Regions from separate parts of the Homo sapiens genome. Here region 1 is linked to region 2. A link is a contact called in ENCODE Hi-C or POLR2A ChIA-PET data. All regions are on one chromosome and are shown on one strand. The core of a region is the stretch at or near the end of the contact, and the rest is flanking DNA. Distances in the headings are between cores, read along the strand shown.

Region 1 (4,598 bases), core at 1,757-4,256, 610 kb before region 2:
ACTTTGGAAGGCCGAGGTGGGAGGATCCTTTGAGACCAGGAGTTCGACTCCAGCCTGGGCCACACGGCAAGACCCTGTCTCTATGTTTTATATTTATATATATTGTTAAAAAAGATACCAAATTATAAACAAGACCTAGGCCATGCAAGACATAGGTTAGGATACATCCTACAGACCATAAAATCTTGTTAAATGGGATTTTCTTTTTTTATTAACCTGGTATAATGTGGCTTATCTTCCAACCTGACACTGGTATAGCATCACATGACAGATAGCAAACCCTGAATGAAATAAAAATATTTTATGTCGGCCAGGTGCGGTGGCTCATGCCTGTAATCCCAGCACTTTGGGAGGCAGAGGCGGGTGGATCACTTGAGGTCAGGAGTTTGAGACCAGCCTGACCAACATGGTGAAACCCCCCCATCTCTACTGAAAATACAAAAAATTAGCTAGGCATGGCAATGCGTGCCTGTAATCCCAGCTACGCCGTAGGCTGAGGCAGGAGAATCGCTTGAACCCAGGAGGTGGAGGTTGCAGTGAGCTGAGACTGCGCCACTGCACTACAGCCTAGGTGACAGGGCAAGACTCCATCTCAAAAACAAACAAACAAACAAAATACAAAAATTAGTCAGGTGTGGTGGTGCACACCTGTAATCCCAGCTGCTCCAGAAGCTGAGACGGAGAACTGCTTGAACCTGGGAAGCAGAGGTTGCAGTGAGCCGAGATCGCACTACTGCACTCCAGTTTGGGTGACAGAACAAAGACTCTGCCTCAAAAAAAAAAAAAAAAAACCCCAAAATATATTTCTTTGACATATTTTAAAATGGCCCTACAAAGCTACAAAGCTGTCTTTTGTAACAGAAATTTGCATCTGTAGAGAATCTCCATTAATGCAGCCAGGATTTCCTTTTCTAGGCCTTTCCCAGATCCAGGAAAGATTAATTCTGACACCTAAATTTCCAAAAAGAGACATTTACCATCTATTCTCTCTTTTTTGTTTTTTTTTTTTTTGAGATGGAGTCTCACTCTGTCATCCAGGCTAGAGTGCAGTAGTGCGATCTCAGCTCACTGCAACCTTTGTCTCCTGGGTTCAAGCAATTCTTGTGTCTCAGCCTTCCAAGTAGCTGGGATTACAGGCGCACGCCACCGTGCCTGGCTAATTTTTTTATTTTTCGTAGAGATGGTGTTTCATCATGTTGGCCAGGCTGGTCTTGAACTCCTGACCTCAAGTGATCTGCCTGCCACGGCCTCACAAAGCGTTGAGATTACAGGTGTGAGCCATGGAGCCCAGCCCATCTCTAGTCATGGCACCTAGCCCATCTATTCTCTGAGGCTGCTACTCACACTTCATCTACGTAACAAGGACCTTGAACCACACAACTCCCTTATCTTAGTTCAAGCATTCTTTTCTACTGACTTCAAGTCTTTAGACAAAGCTTAACTCTCTCAAGCAACTGTCAGCTAAAGAATCCCTAAAATCCACCTAAGACTTCTAAGACCACCCTTGGACATATCCACCTTTTTGGGTCTAACCAATGTATACCTTCCATGTATTGATTTATGTCTTTGCCTGTTAACTCCTGTCTCCCTAAAATGTAAAAAAAACAAACTATAACCCAACTGCCTCGGGATCACTTACTAAAGACTTTTTGGGTTTGTGTTTTCTCTCTGGGCGATGGTCAATCATACTGGCTCAGAATAAACCGCTTTAAAATAGTTTACAGAGTTTTATTTATTTGCTAACAGTCTGACACATGATACAAAGACAAGCTTTGAAAATATTATACATAGTATAAGAAGATAGCCGGGCGTGGTGGCTCACACCTGTAATCTCAGCACTTTGAGAGGCTGAGGCAGGTTGATCAAGAGCTGAGGAGTTCAAGACCAGCCTGGCCAAGATGGTGAAACCTCGTCTCTACTAAAAATACAAAAATTAGTCGAACGTGGTGGCAGGCGCCTGTAGTCCCAGCTACTCGGGAGGCTCAGGCAGGAGACTAGCTTGAACCTGGGCAGCAGAGGTTGCAGTGAGCCAAGATCGTGCCACTATACTCCAGCCTGGGCTACAGAGTGAGAGTCATGAGACTCCGTTTAAAAAAAGAACAAAAGTCATGAAAGAAGCTAGTCACAAAAACATTGACATTATACTTAATGAAAGAAGCCAGCTGCACTGTATGATTTCATTTATATCAAACGTGCGAATTGGCAAGGCTATACAGACAGAAAGTATACTAGCAATTGTCTAGGACTTGAGGCGGAGTGGACGTGGTGAATGTAGAATGACTGCTACTGGAGGCAGGATTTTTCTTTGGAGTGATGAAAGTATTCTAAAATGAGATCACAGTAATAGATGCACAATTCTGTCAACAACAACAAAAAAACCCTTAATGTTACCCTTTATTATTTATTTTTGGGTACGTTGTCTTGCTCTGTCTTCCAGGCTGGAGTGCAGTGGCGCGATCTGGGCTCACTGCAGCCTGGAACTCCGGGGCACAAGCGATTCTCCCACCTCAGTCTCCTGAGCAGCTGGAACTACAGGCGAATGCCACTATGCTAGGCTTGATTTTTTTTTACGCTTTAAATGGGCAAATTTTACTTAGTAGGTGAATAGAAATTTCCCAAGAAAGCTGTTTTTTTGTTTGTTGGTTTTTTAGCAGAACCTCCTGAAGTGGCAGGTCACTGAAAAAATTTAAAAAAAAACAACAAAACCGAAGCTTATCCATACTCACTATCCACAAATTCCCAAAATTCCCCAAAGCACAGGCTGCAGACACCGTGTGTTGGGGCGGAAGGGGCGGGGAGCTAGCAGGAAATCCTGACATGCCTAGGAAAGCCTCCATAACTTCCTAATTGAGAGAGAACGATCAGATGCATTGCTGTGACCCCCGCCCCCACCACTCCAACCCCCCCCCATCCCATCCCGCGCTTACCTCTCCTCCAAAGCACTCCAGAAAACTGAGGAGAAAAGCCGCCAAGCCCCCCGACACACTCACCATCCGCAACCGGAACGCGGAAGCAATGGCGCCATCTTTTTTATGGGAAATGTGAGGTTCGAAGGAAGTCACCGGAGCCATCCTTACTGCGGGCAGTGAAGGGCAATGGAAGCCGGTCGCGGCCATGTTGACTGAGGCTTTTGGCCTGTCAATGAGGCTTGCCACATGTGGCTATTTTGGGCAATTTCCTGAGGAGGCTTGTCGATAAATGTGCTTGGTAAACCCTAAGGGAACAGAAAAAATATTCAAAAATTTAAATGTTGGCCGGGAGCGGTGGCTTACGCCTGTAGTCCCAGCACTTTGGGAGGCTGAGACGGATCACTTGAGGCCAGGAGTTTGAGACCAGCCTGGGCAACATAGGGAGACACTGTCTCTACAAAAAAAATTTTTTTTTAATTAGCGAGGCATGGTGGCACATGTCTGTAGGCCCAGGTAGTTGGGGGGCTGAGGTGGGAGAATTGCTTGAGCCTGAGAGGTCAAGGCTGCAGTTGGCCATGTTCTTGCCACTGCAGTCCAGCCTGGGCAACAGAGCTAGACCTTGCCTTTTAAAAAAAAAAATTCGTCTGGGCTCAGTGGCTCACGCCTGTAATCCCAGCACTTTGGTAGGCCGAGGCAGGAGGATCACCTGAGGTCGGGAGTTCGAGACCAGCCTTACCAACAGAGAAACCCTGTCTCTACTAAAAATACAAAATTAGCTGGGTGTGGTGGTGCAGCCTGTAATCGCAGCTACCCGGGAGACTAAGGCAGGAGAATCGCTTGAACCCAGAAGGTGGAGGTTGTGGTGAGCCAAGATCGTGCCATTGCACTCCAGCCTGGGCAACGAGAGCGAAACTCCGTCTCAAAAAAAAAAATAAATAAAATTCAATGTCTTGGAGAGGGTGGGGTGGCATGCCCCTGTAATCCCACTGCTTTGGGAGGCCAAGATGGGAGGATTACTTGAGGCAAGGAGTTCAAGACCCACCTGGGCAACACAGTGGAGACCTTGTCTCTACAAAATGGTTTTGTTTTTTTTTTTTTGAGACGGAGTCTCGCTCTGTTGCCCAGGCTGGAGTGCGGTGGCGCCATCTCGGCTCACTGCAAGCTCCGCCTCCCGGGTTCACGCCATTCTCCTGCCTCAGCCTCCCAAGTAGCTGGGACTACAGGCGCCCGCTACCACGCCCGGCTAATTTTTTGTATTTTTAGTAGAGACGGGGTTTCACCGTGTTAGCCAGGATGGTCTCGATCTCCTGGCCTCGTGATCCGCCTGCCTGGGCCTCCCAAAGTGCTGGGATTACAGGCGTGAGCCACCGTGCCCGGCCTACAAAATGGTTTTAATAAATAAATAAATAAACTTGAATGTCTACATTTTAAAAATATGAAAAGTAGAAATTAAAGATGAGGATGAAAATATTGTAATATTCTGATGCATGCAGATAACTACATAACTGCCACAACTGCAGGACCACAAAAAAGAGACTGTCTAAAGACAAAATTACAAAATTAAGATTTAGCTTAAAGATCTAATTGGCTTTTGTTTACAATTCTAGAATCAGGCAGCATCTCATTCTATAAGATTGAATGTTCCAATGAGCTGAGCAGACAAGGTTAGCTTCATAGGCAGAAAAGGGG
Region 2 (4,433 bases), core at 265-2,764:
GATGCAGCTAGGGGTCATTATCCTAAGCAAATTAATGCAAGAAGAGAAAACCAAACACTACATGTTCTCACTTGCAGAGTGAACTGGGAGCTACACATGGACACAAAGAGGGGAACAAGAGACACCAGGGCTTGAGGGTGGAGAGTGGGAGGCTGGTGAGGATTGAAAAACTACCCATCTAGTACTATGCTCACTACCTAGGTGACAAAATCATTTGTACACCAAACCTCAGCAATGTGCAATTTGCCCGTGTACCAAACCTGCACATGTATCCCCTGAACCTAAAACAAGAATTGGAAGGAAATGAGAGACAGAAGACTACAAAGGATCTTAAAGTTTAAGCATTATGAAAAAGAGCCAGAATTCTATCACTCCACCCCACCCCCCCAATAATTATTAGGGCAGTTTCAGAACTCCTGAAAGATACAAAGAACAAGATGGATTAGGAGGGACCTAGAGCAAATCCTAACAGGAGGGAGCTCAATTCACAGGGTTTACAATAAGGCAAGCAATAAATCCTGAAATTTGGGAAATCTCAAAGAGTAAAAGACAGATAAGGATTCCAGGAGAGGTAAGGAATTCGGATTTAGGATACTGCAGGCATTTACAATACTGCAGTCCTGAAATGTTGAAGTCTCCAAGAGCAACAAACAGACAACAAACAACAAACAGATAAGGATTCCAAGTCACACCTGGTTAGAATCTGCATCCTGCCCTGGGCACGGGAACAAAGGAATAGGAGATTTCAAGCCTGAGTAACCGAGTCATCTGGGATTTTATCGCAGAAGAAAGAAACTGAAGGAGGGTGGTAAGAGTAGAATGAGAGAATTCAGATTTGAGACAAAGTCAGTTTGTGTGGACTGAAGGGCATGCACCTAGGAATGTCTTGTAGACCACTGAAACCACAGGACTAGCCAGGCATGGACTGTGGAGATATGGCTCTGAGAGTTGCCCACTCAGGGGTTCGGTGTCAATGGCAGACATCCTCTCCACATCAGAGACCCAGGGGCAGAGAGTGTTGCCCGTAAATCCCAAGTCCCAGGAACTCTCAAAACCTCAGCAAAGTCTTTACAGAGAAGCCCCAAGCTGGCCCTATGGAGACCTTAATACAAAGGAGCTTCTGCCAAAGACAACAAATCAAAAAGATGTCTGACTTTGGTAGGACAGGTCAGGTCCTTCCACACAGACAGCAGTGCTCATGAGAACCACAGTGTGGCATGAGGCTGTCCCTGGGGAGAGGCAGGCGGGAGAAAGGAAACTTCACAGAATACCCTTTGCTGCCTACAAATTCTGCACCACAGACTGCCTACTCAAAATAACACCATAAAGTTTAACTTTCTTCAAAAGGTCAGTCAACTTAGTGGGCTCAATGCCATCCCTACTGTTGGGGCAAACAACATGAGAACAAATATCAGTGACTGGCATAGGAAGCTGCCCGGTGGGGACCATACGTGGGGGTGGGGAGGGGGTGCCTCACTATTACCCCAGCCAAGTAACCACCACATGACAAGACTTGGAAGGCAGGAACCCTGCCCAGTGCCAGGAACAAATTAGCATTCTTTCAAGGAGACTTTGGCAAAATTAATAGTGAAGAGTCAGTGTCCGTCTCTTTTCTGAACCAGAGGCAGTATGACACACAAACAGCTGTACTTTTTCACCCCCAACAGCCTCTAGTGCCAGTCCAGAAGGGCTGGGAGACCTTAACAACATAGAATGTAGCTTAACAAACTGTGGAGAGGAATCTCCTCCACCTACGTGGATCCTAGAAAAGATGGAAAAGTGTGAAAACCAGAAACAGTAACACTCAAATCTTTTCAAACAGTTTAAAGGATGATTATCTGCCCTGTGAAATTAGTTACAATGGCCGGGCACGGTGGCTCACGCTGTACCAGCCCTTTGAGAGGCCGAGGCGAGAAGATCGCTTGAACCCAGGAGTTCAATGGTCAACATTTTAAGACCCTGTCTCTATTATAAAATAAGTATGTATATATTTATATATATAAATTCAAAAAAGAAATTAGTTACAAGATTCATTTTAAAAAGAGTTTCTCAAATATATTCAAGATTATATAATTTCTGGCAGTTGTAAGGTTGAGAATAAAGTGAGGGAGGAGAAATGCTTTACATTAGTAGGACAGTGCAGGTTTTATACAATCTTCTTGTTTATCAAACATATTCTGAATGATTTTATCAAGTATTATGTTCCCATATCCATCAGCTGTTAGACTCTCATGCTCATTTTCTACCTTACCAATTTAAATATGCAGTCGGCTGGGTACGGTGGCTCATGCCTGTAATCCCAGCATTGTAGAAGGCCAAGGCAGGCAGATCACCTGAAGTCAGGAATTTGAGACCAGCCTGGCCAACATGGTGAAACCCTGTCTCTACTAAAAATATAAAAATTAGCTGGGTGTGATGGTGGGCGCCTGTAATCCCAGCTACTCGGGAGGCTGAGGCAGGAGAATCACTTGAACTCGGGAGGCAGAGGTTGCAGTGAGCTGAGATCACGCCATTGGACTCCAGCCTGGGCAACAAGAGAGAAACTCCATCTCAAAAAATAAATAGATAAATAAAAATAAAACTCTTAAATATTATTGATTTAAAAAAGATTGTATTATTTCTTTAAATCAGTAGGGAAAAAATTGATTATGTGGAGTCAAAACAGGCAATAAAATTCTGAATAATATCCTTATGAACACTGATAACACCAGCCCCTCTCAGAAATACAGACACCGTCCATAGCAGACCCTACAGTCAGTGAATGTTCTAAAGAGAAGCGTTGAATACTGAATGACTGCTTATTACTAGAACAAATGGTTCTCATGCTAACAGTCATTAACTGGAAAGCATTTCTTCCAAGCACCCTCACCCACTGCCTGGGTAAGGCGCCTTGTGGTCTTCAAGCACTGCGCCGGGAGTGCCTTTCAAGGATACCAGAGTGGCCACTCCCAGGAAAGTGCTCACAAATGTCTAAATCACAGTCATCCGATAACCAGGAAAACTGAAACTAATCAACTTTCTCTATAAAACACATACATTTTTTTCTGCAAAGAGTCTCCACATTTACTCTGAGACCTTTTTAACATTTAACATTTTGAAAGATTTATATAGTATTTTTTTGATTTTGTAGCCAAATAAGAAAAATAGGTAACATTTGGGTATCATATCTATCAATGTTAATCAATAAAGAAGCTTTTAAAGTCTGTAAATTAATTCTATGAGAAAAAAATAAAAAACAACAACCGGGAATTAGAAGACCTTCATAGGCCAGGCGCGGTGGCTCACGCCTGTAATCCCATCACTTTGGTAGGCCAAGGCGGGAGTATCACCTGAGGTCAGGAGTTCGAGACCAGCCTGACCAACATGGAGAAACCCCATCTCTACTAAAAATACAAAATTAGCTGGGCGTGGTGGCATGCCCGTAATCCCAGTTACTCAGGAGGCTGAGGCAGGAGAATTGCTTGAACCCAGGAGGCAGAGGTTGCGGTCAGCTGAGATTATACCATTACACTCCAGCCTGGGCCAACAACAGCGAAACTTCGTCTCAAAAAATAAATAAATAGAAGACCTTCATAATACGAACCATTCTGTATCTAACCAACTAAGTCATCTTGAGCTAATAACTTAAACTCTCTGAGCTGTGGCATCCTCTTCTATAAAATAACTACCTCAAGCCGGGTGCCATGGCTCAGGCCTGTAGTCCTGAGCTACTCAGGAGACTGAGGTAGGAGGATGGCTTGAGCTCAGGAGTTTAAAGCTGTAGTGAGCTATGACTGTGCCACTACACTCCAGCCTGGGCAACAAGGTGAGACCCTGTTCCTAAAAATAAAAAACACCTTTAAAGTCCCTTCTAGTCCTAACAACCAAGGAGAGCAATTTAACATTTTTTAAAGATGATAAAAATTCTTTTTTTTTGAGATGAAGTCTCGCTCTGTCCTCCTGGCTGGAGTGCAGTGGTGGGATCTCGGCTCACTGCAAGCTCCGCCTCCCGGGTTCACGCCATCACGCCATTCTCCTCAGCCTCCTGAGTAGCTGGGACTACGGGCGCCACCACACCCAGCTAATTTTTTTTTTTTTTTGTAGTAGAGAAGGGGTTTTGCCGTCTTAGCCAGGATGGTCTCAATGTCCTGACCTCGTGATCCGCCCGCCTCAGCCTCCCAAAGTGCTGGGATTACAGGCGTGAGCCACCGCGCCCGGCCGATAAAAATTCTTCTAATGAAATACCATGTTAACCTGGGCAAACACAAAACATTTTTTAAAAATAGATTTTGGAAAAACTAATTTTAAATAGTCAAAAATCATGCAGTAATTGAGTTTTTAAAATAAAATCATACTGTTTGAGCAACAAAAATAAGAAACATAAAATAATTGGTTATATGAGAAAATAATCTTTCACCTCCTCTCCCTGTTAAGCCTGGGAATCATAGTTAAGG

Evidence for each region. A loop is a pair of places that touch in the nucleus more often than their neighbours do. ChIA-PET counts read pairs that join two places held with the same protein, here RNA polymerase II (POLR2A). Pooled maps may share reads with other maps.
Region 1: a loop to region 2 is called in a pooled map, with 4 times the contacts of the local background. The contact joins the promoter of SHLD1 here to the enhancer-like site in region 2. A Hi-C loop is called at or near these places in 2 of 168 maps with a recorded cell type or tissue (chondrocyte and gastrocnemius medialis), 7 of 37 single-sample maps with no recorded cell type and 14 of 50 pooled maps. POLR2A ChIA-PET finds 5 or more read pairs at or near these places in 1 of 52 experiments (AG04450).

What each region holds. Positions count from the first base shown.
Region 1 is chr20:5,748,809-5,753,406 of GRCh38, reverse strand. SHLD1 (shieldin complex subunit 1) reads right to left here and starts at 3,006. Exons shown (of 3, transcript NM_152504.4): 1 at 2,928-3,006. RefSeq lists an enhancer at 3,131-3,180.
Region 2 is chr20:5,132,657-5,137,089 of GRCh38, reverse strand. All of the region lies in intron 1 of CDS2 (CDP-diacylglycerol synthase 2), which reads right to left. Among named protein-coding and RNA genes, the nearest start is that of CDS2, 7.9 kb to the right of the region's middle. RefSeq lists enhancers at 3,520-4,019, 4,020-4,433. Within about 2 kb of position 1,514, at least 7 of the 41 ENCODE cell types and tissues checked have a DNase peak (open chromatin) inside an H3K27ac peak, as active enhancers do.